2 separate regions of the Mus musculus genome follow, and region 1 is linked to region 2. Evidence: chromatin loops called from intact Hi-C (ENCODE). Cell type or tissue: left cerebral cortex. All regions are shown on one strand. Links, peaks and the distances in the headings refer to the core of each region. The heading gives the core; the rest is flanking DNA. Region 1 has its middle 19 kb from the start of Lmtk2. Region 2 has its middle 31 kb from the start of Pms2.

Evidence for each region. Hi-C counts contacts between places; a loop is a spot of excess contacts. Peaks named below come from ENCODE experiments on the same cell type or tissue, not always from the same donor. Only the 100,000 strongest peaks of a DNase experiment are listed, where the experiment ranks them.
Region 1: a loop joins it to region 2, with 4 times the contacts of the local background. A loop is called at or near these places in 4 of 42 quality-filtered maps.

Annotation. Positions count from the first base shown.
Region 1 is chr5:144,074,888-144,087,741 of GRCm38, forward strand. No RefSeq gene overlaps it. Among named protein-coding and RNA genes, the nearest start is that of Lmtk2, 19 kb to the right of the region's middle. In left cerebral cortex, for the core only: no CTCF peak of the experiment used is centred there; DNase peaks (open chromatin) are centred at 6,782 and 7,314; H3K27ac peaks cover 2,261 bases.
Region 2 is chr5:143,938,648-143,943,647 of GRCm38, forward strand. It overlaps a transcript of Pms2 not described here. Among named protein-coding and RNA genes, the nearest start is that of Pms2, 31 kb to the left of the region's middle. In left cerebral cortex, for the core only: a CTCF peak has its summit at 2,705 (motif pointing right); DNase peaks (open chromatin) are centred at 3,046 and 4,699; H3K27ac peaks cover 1,420 bases.

The sequences.
Region 1 (12,854 bases), core at 3,749-8,748, 140 kb after region 2:
AGTTATTAATCTAGAATCATGGCCATAGGTCACCATGATGATGAGGCCCTAAAGTGAGAGAACAAGCTTTTAGGTCCAAGGAGGGGCTTCATTAGAAGACACAACTATCATAGAGGCCTAACTGGAAAGAGTCTTCAATTTCTTTCAGAGCCAAGAGATTAGGCATTGTGTCATAGATAATGCTATGGGGTCCCCCAAAGGAAGAGACAGACCCATTGGTTCCCACAATATTTGGAGAGTTATAATATATTGTAGGGAAAGTGGTGGGGTCTTTTTTTTTTTTTAATTTCATTTGTGTACATTGGTGTCTTGACTGCATGGATGTCTGTCTGTGTGAGGGTGTCAGATCCCCTGGATTAGGAATTACAGACAGTAGTGAGCTGCCATGTGGGTCCTGGGCATTGAACCCTGGTCTTCTGGAAAAGCAGCCAGTGCTCTCAATCCCTGAACCTTATCCAGGCTGTGGTGGGGTCTTGGAAAGAGAGAGAGCCTCTAGTCCCAGAAAACAAAGGGATTTGTTTGTGATTCTTATCGGTTTTTTGGTTTTGTTTTGTTTTTAATTGTTGTTTATTTTTGAGAAGGGAGCAGTATGTATGAATGTGTGACCTAGTCTGCATACTACAGGTCAGGCAGATGCTGACAATACAAAGTTATCTTGGCTCTGGGCAGTGGGGAACAGGGCAGGGCCACAAGGTTACAGCACATTTGCTTATGAGCTCTGTCTGAGAGTGGAAAGAGTAATGGGTGGAAAGGGGATGGACCTGGTTGCTTTGAAAGAGGAAGGCAGCTATGACCTAAGAGGATTAGGACCTGAGTTCAGTCCTCAGCACCATCTATCCAGGAGTAGAGTGTTAGTTCACTTCTACAATCCCAGCACTGAGATGCAAAGATAGGAAGGTCAAAACTTCAAGGTTATCCTTGGCTACATAACAAATTTGAGGCTATCCTGGGACATATGAGTGGGAGTCTCAAGAAAAGAAGTATGGGGCTGGAGAGATGGCTCAGCAGTTAAGAGCACTGACTGTTCCCAGCACTTGGGAAGCAGAGGCAGGCATATTTCTGAGTTCGAGGTCAGCCTGGTCTATAGTGTGAGTTCCAGGACAGCCAAGGCTACACAGAGAAACCCTGTCTCGAAAAAAAAACAAAAAACAAAAAACAAAACAAAAAAAAAAGCACTGACTGTTTGTCCCGAGGTCCTGAGTTCAATTCCCAGCAACCACATGGTGGCTCACAACCATCTGTAATGAGATCTGATGCCCTCTTCTGGTGTATGTGAAGACAGCTACAGTGTACTCATATAAATATAAGGTTTTTTAAAAAAAAAAAAAAAAAAGGAAGGAAGGAAGAAAGAAAGAAAGAAAGAAAGAAAGAAAGAAAAAGAAAGAAAGGAAGGAAGGAAGGAAGAAAGGAAGAAAGTAAGAAAGAAGGAAAGAAAGAAAGAAGGAAAGAAAGAAAGAAAGAAAGAAAGAAAGAAAGAAAGAAAGAAAGAAAAGAAGGGTGGAAGGAAGGAGGAGAATCTTTTAAAGGCATTCCCATCTAATGACTTACTTCTTCCAACAACGTTCCACCCTTTAACAGTCCACTTAGTTTTGAGCTCATAAGTGAATTCATTCATGCATACAGAAAACTAGGACAGCAGCCTTCAGTTAGTGATGTCTTCATTACTTCAATTCAATCCATTAGTAATGTCTTTGGCTTGACTTTTGTAAATGTCTGGGGCTCTATACTCCAACCAGGGTCTAAGATGTCAAAATCTTTGCTCTGAATTAAATGAGTCTACTTGCCAATGTATTCATTGCTGTGACAAAATACCTGAGAAGGGCAATTAAAGGAAGAAAGGATTTGGCCAGGCATGCTAGCATACATGGTTAATCCTAGCACTGGAGAGGCAGGCAGGTATCTAAGTTCTAGGCTAGCCTGCTCCACAAAGCAAGTTCCCACAGATATGATGAAGGCCTAAATTTGAATCTTCAGTACCCACCTAATAGCTGAATGTTGTGCATATGACAGATGATCCACTGGCTAAAAGTACATATTGCTCTTGCAGAGGATCTAAGTTCAAAGCACAGCACCCACATTGGGTGGCTCACAACTACCTGCACTCTAACTCCAGGGATCTGATGTCTTCTGGCAGTTACAGATGGCTGTAAGCCACCACATGGGTGCTGGAGTTTGAACCCAGAAGATCACATGACTGCTGAAACATCTCTCCAACTTCATGAAATAAATCTCTAACATAAAAATAAGGTAGAGGGCAATTGTGGAAGACACCTAACTTTGACCTTTGGTTTTCATGTGCTCAGGCATAGGCATGTGCACACATACACACAGCAATGCATGTACGGAAAGATAGCTGTCAGCTGCCCATAATGGCACACACTCGTAAATCCCAGCACTTGGAAGATTGAAACAGAATGGTCTTCAAGGCTCAGCCAAGCATCTGTAATTTCAGCTGAAGTAGGAATATTGCTGCACATTTTATGTCAGTCTGGGCTACAGTGAATCCTTCACTCAAAAAAAATGATAATTTTTACCATCTCACTATGTAGAAGTTGGTCTCACACTTTCAATCTTCCTGCCTTAGCTTCCCAAGTGCTGGTATTATAAGTGTGTGCTACCACAGCCTGATACATTTATAACAAGACAAATCAAGACAAGCCTTAAAGTGTGAACATGATGACTGGAGTTCAAGTTGTCATCTTGGACCATGGGGACAATGTCACACCTAAGGGATGGCAGAACAGGCATCCAGAAAAGACACCTGAGGTCTTTGTGCTGCCAGCCTACCCAAAACTGCTCATCGAGGTTTTTAAGTGAGAAAAGATAGACTTTCTTATTTAAGACAGTCTTATTTGGCAGGGATGGGGGTGGAGGGTGTTCCAAATCTTCACAGCTGAACTTAAGACTAACTGACATCAAGTAGTCTGGTGAATCAGTCTAAATTCTTAGTTGTAACCACAGAACTAATTTTAACTGGTTTGAGCAAAAGAAGAATGTGTTAAAGAGTACTGGGTAATATATCTCAAAAAGAGCTGGAGAATCTGGCTCAGAGTCTACTCAGAAAGAAGCAGATCTCAAAGCACATAAAAATTAGTTCAACAAAGCCACTGCCACTGAAGCAAATGGCAGACTGGCTAATTGTTTCTCTCTAGGCACTGGATGGAGTCCTAGCCAACCTCTTTCAATCTGGACATGCCTGGCACTCACTTTTCTTTCTCTCAGCTTCAGGTTGCCACATAGCAAAATCCAAGCTGTGAGGGAGGTAGGAAAGATCATCCCTAGCTGAAAGAGAGCCAGAGAAATGGTCTCTAGCTGCAAGGGAGGCAGAGAAATGGTCCCTAGCTGCAAGGGAGACAGAGAAATGGTCCCTAGCTCAAGGAAGGCAAGGAAAATAAGTCTTAGCTGCAAAGGTGCAGGGAAATATCATCATCAGGCTTCTGTGATGTTATTGGATAGGCAGAAAAAAATGATCATTGCCTACTATGTGTACCCCAGCCTTCCTAACAGTTTTCCAAGCCAGAATCCCAGATGACTGTTTGTTGGATGGAGCTTCTGCTTTCTCTTTGTATAGAGGACATCCCTGATAGATTGTGGCTGAAATTATGACTTAATCAGCTACACTCTGTATGCTTTATATTGCTTATTACTTTGGATTTAATTTATCTATGTAGTGCCTCTTGCCATTTGCCAGTCCATTCGAACATGCGGCAACTGCTCCTGACCCAGCAAAAACCGTTCCATATAACTCTCCCCCTAAATTAGTTATTATTATTATTATTATTATTATTATTATTATTATCATCACCAAGAGGATAAGTTAAGCAGCTGTAGCCAACTTTCAAGGCCAGGTCAAAAGAACTGGCTTTCTCATAACAGAGTGTGGATTCAATATAGTTTTCTCATCTATAAAGTTAAGGCTTTGGCAGGTTGCAATGGCACATAGCTGTAATTTTAACTCTGGTGAGGCTGAGACAAGAAGATGGCAAGTTCAAGGCCAGTCTGGACTACATGGTAAATTCTAAGCCAGTCTGAGTGATACAAGTGAAACACTGCCACAAAACAAAGCAACTGGAAAACAGCCAGTGAAGACTTTGGAGTCAATGGTTTCTGAGGACTGACTCATACTGATGCACCAGGGTTTGATGTTGCTGTTTTCTTACTATTAAAATAACATTTATTTGCTTATTGATTGACGGATTAATTGATTGTGTGTGTGTGTGTGTGTGTGTGTGTGTGTGTGTGTGTGTAGGTTAGAGGATGACTTTTGGAAATCGGTTCTCTCCTACCATGTGAGTCCTAGGGACTGAACTCGGATTGTTGGGCTTGATTGCCAACCGAGTCATCTTGCCCACCAATGCTGTGTTTTTAAGTTTTCTAGAGGTGCTTCCTAGAAGCAGATTTTGTGGCCAAGAGTTAGGAGTCGTGGGACTTTTTTGTATAGCCTAGTTTCCATTGTTAAAATGTATGTTTGGAACTGGAGAGAGAGCTCAGTTGGGAAAGCGCTAGCCTTATAAGTGCTAGGCACTGAGTTTGATTCCTAGATCTCCTGTAAAAAGACCTGGGTGTGGTGGTGCATGCCTGTCATGGCCTGGGAGGTACAGACATAGGGATCCCCGGGAACTCACTGGTCAGCCAGTTTAGCCAATTTCAAGAGTGCCAGGCTACTGAGAGACCTTATCTCAAAAAACAAGGTGAGGGCCAGGACTGTAAGTCAGTGACTGAGCACTTGCCAAGCCTGGGTGAAGCCCTAGGTTCAATTTCTAACATTATCCACAAAAGAAGAAGGGGGATGGAGGTGGGAGGAGGAAGAGAAGGAGGAAAAAGAGAAGGAGAAGGGGAAGAGGAGGAAGAGGAGGAGAAGGAGGAGGAGAGGAGAGGAGGAGGAGAGGGAGGAGGAGGAAAAGAGGGAAGAAGAGCAAAAGGAAGAACAGAAGAAAGCCATTGAGGTTGTCTCAGACATATTTTTATGACTGGGTGTGGTGACACATGCCTATAATCCCAGCACATGGGAGGCCGGAATAAAAAGAAAGTTGGTATGAGTTAAAGCCAGCCTGGGCTATAATATGAATTCAAGGCCAGACAAAACTAACAGTAAAACTGTCTCAAAACAAACAAGCAAACAAACAAACAAAGGAAAAATAAAAAATAAAAATAAATAAATAAAAATAAAAAAACAAGGTAACTCTCAAAGGATAACACCCAAGGCTAACCTCTGGTCACTGCACACATAAAAACACATGGACATGCACCACACATACATGTGCAGCTACATGACCATCCTCATCTGTAGGCAGCAGTCAGAGAATCACTGCCTGCTCAGTGCTTTGGAAACCTCAAACACCTGCTTAAACAAGGTCGCACCTCCTAACCCTTCCCAAACAGTTCTCAAATGGAAACTGAGCTTGCAAATGTATGACCCTATGAGGCCATTCCCATTCAAACGGAGAGGGTGAAAAGTTTTTTGAAAGCCTGAGTTTGGTCTCCAGAACTTGCATCAAAACCAAATTAACAACAACAACAACAAAAATAATAATAAAAGAAAGTTAAAACTAAATGCACACATCTGTGTCACCCTAGCATTCCTATGGAGAGATGCTAGGTGGAGACAGAATCACCTGGAAGCTTATGAATACCCTAGTCTGCAGTATACAGAGCTGCTGAAATGGCAAGAAAGACCCTTCCTCAACAAGGTGAAGGGTGAGATGCAAACAGGGCCTACAGGGCATGCATGTATGTGTGCAGGCATACAGACACACATACACACACCCACACATATACACGTGCACAGATACACATATGCACACCTACACCCACACCCCCGACACACATACAGACAGACATGCACACACTCACACAATTTTGAAAAAAATGATCTTGTCTTAAACAAAAGAGGTTCAAATGATATAACAACAACAACAACAACAACAACAACAACAACGTGTTTGCTCAGAGCCCTCATGTTTTCTAAGATTCTGTTGGATCTTATTAGGAGGCTTCAAGCCAAGTGACACATTGCCCAAGCATCTCATCTCTTCAGCAATTCACTGATAATTATAATCGATACAGAGAAAAATAACAAACTCTGTCCCTGACTCTTCTGCTATGAAAGAGCTGCTGCCTGCTCTATGGGTGTGAGCAAGCTGGCTAATTAGCTCTGGAGACCTAGATTTCCCCACCCCCACCCTCCAGCTGTTGTCCCTGACTTGTTAGGTACTACAGAATTATGTAGATTTATTCTCCCTCCTCCCCTACCTCCTCTTTTCCTTCTTTCTTCCCTTCTCTTTCCCTTCTTCCTACCTCCCCCTCCCTCCTCCTCCTCCCTCCTCCTCCCTCTTCCTCCCTCCTCCTCGTCCCTCTGTCCTCCTGTTTTTCCTTCCTTTCCCTTCTCATCCTCCTCTCTCCTTCCTTCTCTTCCTGCCCCCTTTCTCCCTTCCTTCCCTCCTTCCCTTCTCTCTCCCTCCATCCTCCTCCCTCTCCTCCCTCCTTCCTCACTTCTTCCTTTCTTCCCTCCATCCGCTCCTGCCCACTTGCTTTCTTCCTCCATCCCTTCCTCTTTCATTCACTTTCTCTTTCATGGTGTTGGTGATCAAATGAAAGGTGTCGTTCATGCTAGGTGGGTGCTCTATGGTGTCTTTGTTTGCTTGTTTCCGTTTCATTTTTTTCAGATGGGAGTATAGCTCAAGCTGGCTTGCTCTTGAATGGGAAATCCTCTCCCTTCAGCCTCCAAGCTTCTGGAATTTCAAGTGTGTGCCACTGAAATCACCTAGATTCCTGATCTCCAAAGAAGCCACCCCTGTGGTAGCTGCCGATTCCTTGAGACAGGCTTAGACCTACCCACAGAGACTCGAATAAAAATAGGGCACATAGGGGGGCTGGTGAGATGGCTCAGTGGGTAAGAGCACCCGACTGCTCTTCTGAAGGTCCAGAGTTCAAATCCCAGCAACCACATGGTGGCTCACAACCATCCATAACAAGATCTGACTCCCTCTTCTGGTGTGTCTGAAGACAGCTACAGTGTACTTACATATAATAATAAATAAATCTTTAAAAAAAAAATAATAGGGCACATAGAACCTCTCTTCTGGGCATCTATCTCTCCCTTGCTCAGAAACAGGATTGAAACGATGAGACTGAGTGATGAGCAAATGCTAACAATCCTTCAAGAATCGAAACTAAGAGTTTCAGTGGAATGCAGCTAACCATGCCCACCAAAAATAAAACACCCCTGCCTCCCTCGGCCGATTCAATTATCTCTCTAAAAATGGCACTTTATTTTTTTTTTAACACTTCCCAACAGGCAGCAGATCTAGCAAGTGAGTTCTTGTGAACAGCAGTGAATAATCAGGCAATTGGGGCCAAGACGTGAAAGAAAACATGGCCTGGCTTGGCCATGAATAGAGATGGCAAAAATGAATAATACTGCTTTGGTGCCATCTGGATTGGTTTTTGTGATCAAAAGCATACTTTTAAGAATCTGAGCTTCCTAGTCCTGACAGCATGTTGGTGACAGAGCCTCTGTTCTTGCAGGGGGAGGGGACAATGAAAAACAAATCTCCTCTGTAAAGTCAACCAGCTTCAAAACAAAATGATGGGGCTAGAGAGGTTCTTTTCTCAGGAAAGGGCATGTCTTGCTTTTGCAGAGGACCCCTGTTCAGTTCTCAGCACCCATGCCAGGCAGCTCTCAAGAGCCTAAAGCTCCTGGGGACCTGACGCCCTCTTCTGGATTTGATGGGTATCTGCACTCATGTGCACACACACACACACACACACACACACACACACACACACACACACACATACACACACACTTAATTAAAAATAAAATAGGGAAAACTGAAAGAGGGAACTCAAGTGAGCTGCGGCCATGATGGAAGAAACTGAGATGAAGACAACTCAGAATCTGTCCTGCATGAATAGAAGTTCTCTGAGTTCACCTCTGAGCAGTTCCAGAAGCTAAGAAAGCACTCGGAGACAGACTCAAACCCTAAGGAGGGAACTCTGCAGGCCTTGGCTGAGAAACTCAAACTGACCAAAGGGAGTCATCAGATACTGGTTCTTTAAGCAGCGTCAAAATGAGACGAGGTGCAAGCAGTTTTCTAAGGGCTACAAGAGTTGGAGAATGTGCTGTCCCCGCTGTACATCAAGAGGGACCACCAGTCAGAAGAACTCCAAGGGGTCCTCTCAAAATGATCCTGGGCTTCCCAAAGTGTTGGAAGCCTTGAAGAGTCTCACACTCTCTCCTGGGTACCAAAGCAGAGATTTCTGTCGCAGGATTTCTGACTCCCTAGCATATCTAACAGATGCTCTGTTTGTTAATGTTTTTCCAAATTCCCTGTTGAGGCAGGGGACATTGGGTCTTACATCTATCAATGGTACATTAGTAATAAACCTAGCTATTCCCACAAAAAAAAAAAAAAAGGTCATAAAATACACTTCCACCAGGCGGTGGTGGCGCACGCCTTTGATCCCAGCACTCAGGAGGCAGAGGCAGGCGGATTTCTGAGTTCGAGGCCAGCCTGGTCTACAAAGTGAGTTTCAGGACAGCCAGGGCTATACAGAGAAACCCTGTCTCGAAAAACCAAAAAAAAAAAAAAAAAAACCCAAAAACCAACACACTTCCACTCACGTACACACACCTGCCTGTATAGAAACCTTCCTTTTGACCTATACAATGATCCAGGTTCATTAATAAAAGAATGAAAAAAATAAAGAGAAAATAGAACAGAAGCATCCATAGTCCTACTGTTTAGGAAAAGAACCAAACCAAACCAAACACTGCTTTGAGAAGTGCCTTCCAGTCCTCATGAATATGCATGATCTGGACATGAATATGCATATGCGTATGGGCTCATGCTGCATTCTACTTAACATGGTAAGGCATTTTCTCTTGTTGACATAGTCCTTCCTTGTCTGGTCATGTGTCATATCTACATGAGTCTTCTTTTCTGTGTTATGAGGTTTTGTTTGAGGGCCCTCTGTAGCCTACGCTAACTTTGAATTTGTAGCCAAGGCTAGCCTTGAACTTTGCAATCTTCCTGTTCCCACCTCCTGAGTGCTGGGATGATGACAGGTGTGGGCCACCGAGTTCAGTTTACATTTTCCATTTTTCAACTGTTGCAGTAGAGGAATGTCACAAGTGTGTGCCTGTGTGTTACATGTGTGTGTGAACAAGAGCCAGAGGTAGTTGTTGAGAGTCTTCCTCAATTGCTGTTTATCTAAGTTTTTTTTAATGTGTGCATAAGTGTTTAAATGTATTTGAAGATTTTAACTGTGTGTTTAACATTTAAATGTATTTTTAGCCATTTTAAAGCCTGCATGTATATATGTGTATACCATGCATGCCTGATGCCCTTTGTCTTAGTTAGGGTTTCCATGGCTAGGAAGAGACACTGTGACCACAGCAACTCTTATAAAGGCAAACATTTAGTTAGGGCTGGCTTACAGTTCAGAGGTTCAGTCCATTATCATCACGGCAGGAGGCCTGGCAGCCTGCAGGCAGCACGGAGGAAACTGTTCTAAGATGGGCAGAGCTTGAGTGTAGGAGGCCTTAAAGCCCGCCCCCACAATGACACACTTCCTCCAACAAAACCACACCTACTCCAAAAAGGCCACTAATCTTTTAGTGGCACCTCCTAATTGTGCCACTACCCATTGGCCAGGCATTCAAACAGGTGAATCTATGGAGACCAAACCTGTTTGTTTGGTTTTGCAGTGAGGTGCGTATTTTACATATCAAAGCAGACCTGGTCTCCAGGTCCTCCCAGCATCCCTCAGTCCCTACCTGGCATACCCTGCCCCAACCCTGAACCTTCCAGCCCAGGAGCTGGGCTGCCCTTCCCCCAGAGGCTCTTCCCTATATAACCCAGACATTTTGGTCTCTCCTGCTCTCTCCTCCTCTTCCTTGTCCTCCTCCTCCTCATTCTCCACTTCTCCCTCCTCCTCTTCCCCTTCCTCCTCTTCCTCCTCTCCTCCTCCCCTTCTCTCTGTGCATGTTCCTTTTTCTTTCTCTTCCCCTTCTCCACCTCTCTCCATGGCGACTCCTCTGGCTTCAATCCTTGGGGCCAGTGAATTCATCTGAGAGAAGCTTCCCAGTAAACCTGCCTTTAGTATAATCTAATTTGGCTTGAAATGGCTCATTTCACCAGTGGTGGAGAAATAACCTATCACTGTTCAAACCACCATACCCTTCATCCCCTGGAACTATAGCTACTGAAGGGTGTGGCCTGTTCTGTGCGTGCTGGTAACCAAACCTCAGTCCTTTACTAGAGCAGCAAGTCCTCTTAACTGCAGCCACCTCTCTCCAGCCCTTCCTTAACCTTAGGTTTTGACACAGGGTCTCTCAGTGGGACCCTGAGCTTACTAATTAGTCTTAGACTGCCTGGCCAGAAAGCCCCTGGATCTTCCTGTTTCTGTCTCCTGGTGCTGAAGTGCACTGCCACACCTGGGTACTGGGAATCCGAACTCAGGTCGGAATGCTTATGCATTATTATTATTATTATTATTATTATTATCATTATCCACTGGCCTTTCTTCCCAGCCCAGGAAAGGTCATTCTTTTTTTTTTTTTTTCTCCTCTCGAGACAGGGTTTCTCTGTATAGCCCTGGTTGTCCTGGAACTCACTCTGTAGACCAGGCTGGCCTCGAACTCAGAAATCCACCTGCCTCTGCCTCCCAAGTGCTGGGATTAAAGGCGTGCGCCACCACGCCTGTCTGGAAAGGTCATTCTTAAAGGGATTTGGGAACAGTGAGCAAGATCTGCGGGTTGCAACTATGCCATGCCATTTGTCGCCTGACACCTTCGTGGACAGCAAATGGGAATAAATGAGATGTGAATCTGGCTAAGTTTAGCTTCTGGTGTTCCAGTCACCTTTGCCCAGTCTATCCTCAAAGTCTCAACCAGCCTGCCTGGGTGCACGGAGCTCTAACCCTTCCCCAGGTTGGGCAGAGATGATCCTTGCCCCTGCCCCAGGCAGAAACAGTGTAGGGAGACAGCCAGAGGGCTCAAAGCTCAAGTGATGTCACTGGTAGAAGGTCAGCCTCCCCAGGAGTCCTCCCTGTATGTCAGACAATGACCTAAAAGACGTCACTCTCTGAGATGATTCCCTAGTCCCTGCATCTAGAAAATGGGCGCAGCTCCAACCTTGGAGAGTTTCTTCTGTCGAGTGACGACATAACGCAGGAGACATGTTTGCAAGGCTCCTGGGACACTCAGGTATTGGAGCATCCTGAGAATTACAGACTTGTGTGGGGAATCCAAAAGGTTCCAACCCAACTTGGTGTGGCAGTTCCAACCTTCAATCCCAGTACTTGGGAGGCAGAGACAGGTGGACATACCAGAGCTATGTAGTGAGACTCTGTCTCAAAAACAAACAAAGGCTATGTCTCAAAAACAAAGGTTATAACCAGAGAGGAGGAAATCCCACTTGTGGTCTGGGCTCTGTGATAGAGCCCTTGCCTAGAATCCCCCAGGGCGAGGCTGGGGGCTTGGCTGAAAGGTAAAGCTAATGTCTAGCCGGTTACAAGGCTCAGGTTTTTATCCCTGCCCTTCCCCTGCACTGATGAGAAAACCGAAGCAAAGCACCTTTTTCTTAATAAGAAGAAATAGCCACACCTCCTTGTGCTATTAAATAATAAGTCCATTGAAAGTCCATTACAGAAAGAACCACACATTCCGGACCAGCCTGTTAGCAGATGCAGGAACTACCATAATAAATACCTTTGGACACAAACAGGTGGGGCCATGGGAGGTACAGGAAGTCACCTTGGACTTCCTTTATCCTAAAGTCACCTTTAGCCCTTGCCACAAGGGATGGGGGCTGCTGATGAGACACAACTTCCTGCTGGGCTCTGAGCCCAAAAAAAGGAACCACAGGCAGGCTCTGACTGTGGCTGCGAAGCTATTGTTAGTTTATTTGAGCTTTGACTCCAGCAGGCAGGTCACAGGTGTGTCATTTCCTCACTTCTTAAGGCTGGCCACTCTGTGTTGTGAGGAATATAGAACATCTTTCCTTTCTTGAGACATCCTCCCCACCCCCAAAGTTCATAGGCTTCCTTGAGACCACCATGGGGACTCTTGGGTGAGAGAGGGTGGCACTGTAGGGCAACCAGAGGATCAAGTGTTGGCTGAGTGTGACTGTGAATGCCGGCAATCCTACCAGGAGAGAGAATTTCTTGTGTGAAGCCAACTTTGGCTCTCCAGAAGCAAGAACCCGTTAAATGTCTCAAAAATGAAAAAAGGAGACTTAAATGGACCCTCACCAGGGGATTCCAGGCAAGCTCTTTCCCTTGGAGCCATGCACCTAGCTCTTTATTAGAGGATTCAAGGCAAGGGTTCTACCCTACCACTGAAGTACATCTCCATTTCCTCACTGGAGGACACTATTATTGGGGTCCAGGAGTTGCCCCACAAATCCCAGGAATGCCAATCTCAGTCAGACAGGGATGGTTTATTGAACACACATCTAAAGACTGATGGACCAGGGCAATGACTCAGGCTCGAGAGTTCAAAGCTGTATGCTGGGCATTTCACTTATAAAAGTGAAAACCGCAAAAGCTACAGTGAGCTCATTTGTGGATGCTCGAAGTGCTGCCTGGTGGTTAGCCCTGACTCAAGCCACTTTAGACATAACAGCTCATATTGACCTCTAATTTGATGGGTCCTATGAGAAGCTTATAGTTGTGGGAGGTCTTAAGATTAACAAAACTGGGGCTGGAGAGATGGCTCTGTGGTTAAGAACACTGACTGCTCTTCTGAAGGTCCTGAGTTCAAATCCCAGCAACCACATGGTGGCTCACAACCATCCGTAATGAGATCTGACCCACCTCTTCTGGTGTGTCTGAAGACAGCTACAGTG
Region 2 (5,000 bases), core at 1-5,000:
GGTGGAAGAGCAGATGATTCCAGATCACTTGTATGTGTACACCCCCACACACCCACACACACACAGATTGAAATAAAACAAAATGTATAGTTCAGGGTGTTAAATGCATTCCTAGTGTCTCACAGCTAGCATTTGAGTTCTGACCCTCTTCCCAGACAGAAATTCTGTACCTACCAAGCCCCTCAGATCACACTAAGAGGTGTACATGCCATGGGAATCTGTATACTGTAACATCCACACCCTTCATGAGTTTGAATGCTATTTCTTTGTAGCTATGAAGGGGAGAAAGTCCGTGGACTGTATGAGGGAGAAGGCTTTGCTGTCTTTCAAGGCGGAAACACCTACCACGTAAGTCACAATTATTGGAGCCAACAGGGCTGGAAGAAAGGAATAGACTGAAAGTCTTCCATTCCCAAGGCTTGAGCGAATGCCACAGATTCCTCTAAAACTTTTTTGTTTTGTTTTGTTTTTTGAGACAGGGTTTCTCTGTGTAGCCCTGGCTGTCCTGGAACTCACTCTGTAGAACAGGCTGGCCTCAAACTCAGAAATCTGCCTGCCTCTGCCTCCCGAGAGCTGGGCTCCTCTAAGACTTTTAGAAGTACTGCACACTGATTTTATCCTGAACCCCAACTATCTACTTAAGGTGAAGTGTAACTCAGTATAACTGAAGTGCTTATTTTAGATTTCAATCTTTCTTTTCCTGATTTTTAACTATTGTCAAGCCATAGATTCATCACTAAGTAAATACAGTCACCACAGATGAGATACCAAACTTGGATGCTTAAGTCCTCCACACAAAATGCTTCAGGGTTTGCAAAGAACCTACACATATCACTGGGGCTAGAGAGATGGCTCGCCAGGGTTTGCTGCTCTTGTAGAAGAAAGAGGACCAGTGTTTGGTTCACAGCACCAGAGTGGCATTTCACAAGTGCCTTTGGCTCCAGATCCAGGGGGTATGATGCCCTCTTCTTGCCTTTTCCAGGGCTGCACTCACATCACACATCACACACACACACACACACACATATCTTAAAGAAATAGAACCTAGTGGGCATCTTCCCATATACTGTGTTGTTATTTGTTTTCTTGTGGTGCTGAGGATTGAATCCAGGGCCTTGAGAATGTTATCCAAGTGTTCTACCATCAGTATGCACACCCTGCATATTCATTGTCATTGCTACACAACTTACAGTACTGAATATAAAGCAAATGATATGCAAATGGCATGTAAATGAAATACAAATTATATGCAAATAGTCATTAGACTGTATGTTTTAGGGAGAGATGGTCTTTTTAAAAAACTGCAGGTCTAGTCCACGTGCAACTGTTTCAGTCCTGGCTACATAGTCAATGTCAGTAACAATCTGACTTCTTTCCCCCAAATATATTCTATAGGTATTTGATTCTGTCTACTGGTTTAACACAGAGGCTGCCCTAAGTTAGTTTGAACTGTCAACTCGACATATTACCTAAGAAGGGAGTCTCAATTGAAGGATCACTCAGATCAGTTTGGCCTATAAGCACACACGTGGGGGATTGTGTTGTTGCTATAGAAGGGTCCAGTCCACTGTAGGTGGTGCTATTCCCTAGGCGGGTGGTGCTATGCTGATCAAGAAAGCTAGATAAAGAAAAGACAGCAAGCAGCGTTCCTTCATGGTTTCTGCCTCAAGTGCCTGCTTGAGTTACTGTCCCAGTGTCCCTCAGTGACGGACTGTGAGCTGGAAGTGTAAGCCAAATCACTGCTTTTGGTCAGAGTGCTTCAGCATAGCAACAGAGATGAAACTCAGGCCAAGAATGATGAGCAGAGTCTCGGGGCTGAGGGTGTGGCCCCATGGCAGATCACTTGCCTAACGTGCAGAAATCCCTGAGTCCATCCCTGCCACTGCAAAGAATAAAAACAAACAAACCAAAAAGGGCAAAATCTCAGTTTCACTATTGTTTTGTGATAAACGTTCTCAGCTAACACTGTTTCTTCTCACTCTTTAAATAGATACATCAATATTTTATATATTAGTCGCATAACACTAGATTGCAGTTAGAATTGTTTTCAGTTATAAATTTATTATGTATTATTATATGATTTTCATCACTGTAGAACCCACACCAAAATACAAGATAAGTCTTAAAATTTTTGATGTGGCCAGGCAGTGGTGGCACACGCCTTTAATCCCAGCACTCGGGAGGCAGAGGCAGGCAGATTTCTGAGTTCGAGGCCAGCTTGGTCTACAAAGTGAGTTCCAGGACAGCCAGGGCTACACAGAGAAACCCTGTCTCAAAAAAACCAAAAAAAAAAACCAAAAAAAAATTTTTTGATGTGTTGTGAAGCATACACAACATTTGTTAATCTTTTTAAGTGGACAGTCTAGTGGTCTTAAACATCCCGTCACCCCTGACAGCCCAGAACTTTCTGACCATCATAAAATGAAGCTTGGCAGCCATGAAATGATAGCTCCCTGGCTTACCTGACAGTGATCCTGTGTAATGCTCAAAAATTGCTAGATGCAACTGTTCCATAATTGTTGGATTTTTTTAAGGGTTGTTTTCCCTTTACTTGTAGGCCACAATTAAGATATTCATTCATTCATTCATTCATTCATTCATGATTACCAGAAACATGTGCTTATGTAAAAAAATAAAATTTAAAGATTTCTAGGTCTTATGTGTATGTCCGTGTTCCATGTGTGTGCAGATGCCCATGGAGACCAGAAGGGGGTATTGGGTCCCCTGGAGCTGAAGTTCTCCACATGCTCATACATAGCTATACATGTGTGTATCTGTCTGCACACAGTTATGTGCATATGCGCGATGATGATTTCCAATAAGAGAAAACAAAGTGCGAGGCTCACAAATGTGCCGTGTCTAATGGTTGTGTTTGGTTTTACAGCGTAGGAAATGGGCCTTGTCCGTGCTAGTCAGGCGTCTCTCCCACTGAGCTTTCTTCTCAGCCCCAAATCTTGAAAGCTCGAAGTGAAAAATCAAAAGGGTTTGAATTCTTTTCGCCTGTAGTTCAGAGATTTTCCAGTGACTTCCTTAGGAGACTGACTGTGGTTATCAGGTCTAGGTTTTGGGGAAGTTGTAAACTCCTCCTTGGATCTTTTTTGGCTCAGAATGGCTCACTGTGTGTGTGTGTGTGGTGCAGGCTCAGAGTGGGCACCACACTGCGGCAGCTGCCGCCAGCCAGCCAGCACATTCCTGCAGGTAAAGGGGCGGGGCGGGCGGGTGGGCGGGGTTCCAGTCTAGGAGGGGAGCCACTGTCTAGATCCCCACTGTCCACGGCTCCCATCTGAGAGGTCACGATTATTTCTCTCCTAGGGTATGTTTTCAGAAGGACTGATGCATGGACAAGGCACTTACATTTGGGCTGACGGATTGAAGTACGAGGTAAAGTATTGTCGTGTGTAAGAGCTGTCAGGGATTAATTGTAGAATTAATCACAGGTCGGCGCTCTGCACTTTTTTTTTTTAAAGATTTATTTATGGGGCTGGAGAGATGTACAATGTACTCATATAAATAAAATTAAATAAAATAAACATTTTTTAAAAAGATTTATTTATTTATTGTATATAAGTGCACTGTAGCTGTCTTCAGACACACCAAAAGTGTGCGTCAGATCACATTGCAGATGGTGTGAGCCACCCATGTGGTTGCTGGGCTTTGAACTCAGTTAGTGCTCCTAACCACTGAACCATCTCTCCAGCCCCGCTCCCTGCACTATTTTTAAAGAATTCATTTTTATTTTTTAAAGTATGTGTGTGTGTGTGTGTGTGTGTGTGTGTGTGTGTGTGTGTCTCGTGTCTGTGTGTTGTTATGGCTGTTGACTTGAGGCGGTCTCAGAGGCTACAGGAAGATAACGGATACTCTAGAGCTGCAGTCACATACAATTGGGAGCTGCTGGTATGGATGCTGGAAACGGCACTCATGCTCTAACTGTTGAACCATCTTTCTAGCCCTCTAGATAGACAATTCTTATAAAAGTAAGTCAAGTTAGGTGTGGTAGCACACGCCTTTAATCCCAGTACTTGGGAGGCAGAGGCCAGGAGGTCTCTGTGAGTTTAAAGCCAGCCTGATCTACAGAACCAGTTTTAGGACAGCCAGGCTACATACTGAGACACTGTCTCAAAAAAACAATTTAAAAAGAAAGAAAGAAAGTTAGCATAGTTAGGATGATATCATGGAATCCCAGTACTTGGGAAGCTGAGGCAGGAGGACACCCTGAGTCTACATAATAAGATGCTACTTCTGAAAAAGAAAAAAACTCAATGCAAAGGGCAGTGTTAGCACAGGACCAAACCTGGAGAGAACAGGACGATGCAGAGGCCAACTTGTCACTCCATGTAGTAACGCGGTGACTGCATCAGGTGCCTGCGAATCCCTGGAGCTGGCTTTATGTGTAGCCCCGGAGGTGTCCTGTGTTTACACATCACACGGGTGGCGTTCAGTGGTGATCTGTGTATTCTCTGCGTGCATTGCACACAGATAGATGTATGTTAAATCCCTCATGCTTTATCTGAACACAGTTTCTCTATCTCTTTTATTCCTTTATTTTTTTTACTAACTAAGCCATCCCCATCCCCGCAGAGCCTCTCTTTTTCCTGGCTGCATGCATCCCATTATGGGGGTTTCACAAAAACCATCTGGGTTGCTGGGCTGAGGGGAAGTGAGTATTTTTAAACTGATTGTGAGAACAGATTTGTCCTCTGAGACTGTGCCAGTTTCAGCTCCCACTCTCAAAGCCTGTGAAGTCTGAAGTGCTGTTCTAGAAATCTCCGCTGCAGAGTTACTAATGCCATGGTGTCCATAAATGGTAAGAGACATTTAAGGCAAATACACGGAGCACGTGGATTCAGAGGGCAGCTGGGCAGCGGGCACGAGCTGCAGAGGTACAGGGATGGCGAGAGAGGGTTGATCCTCCACTGAGGGGGCCTGGGGATCCACCCTCAACAGTGTGTTAGGGCCCAGTTTTCTGAGAGAACTCCCTTTCCGTGCAACCCCCACCTTCC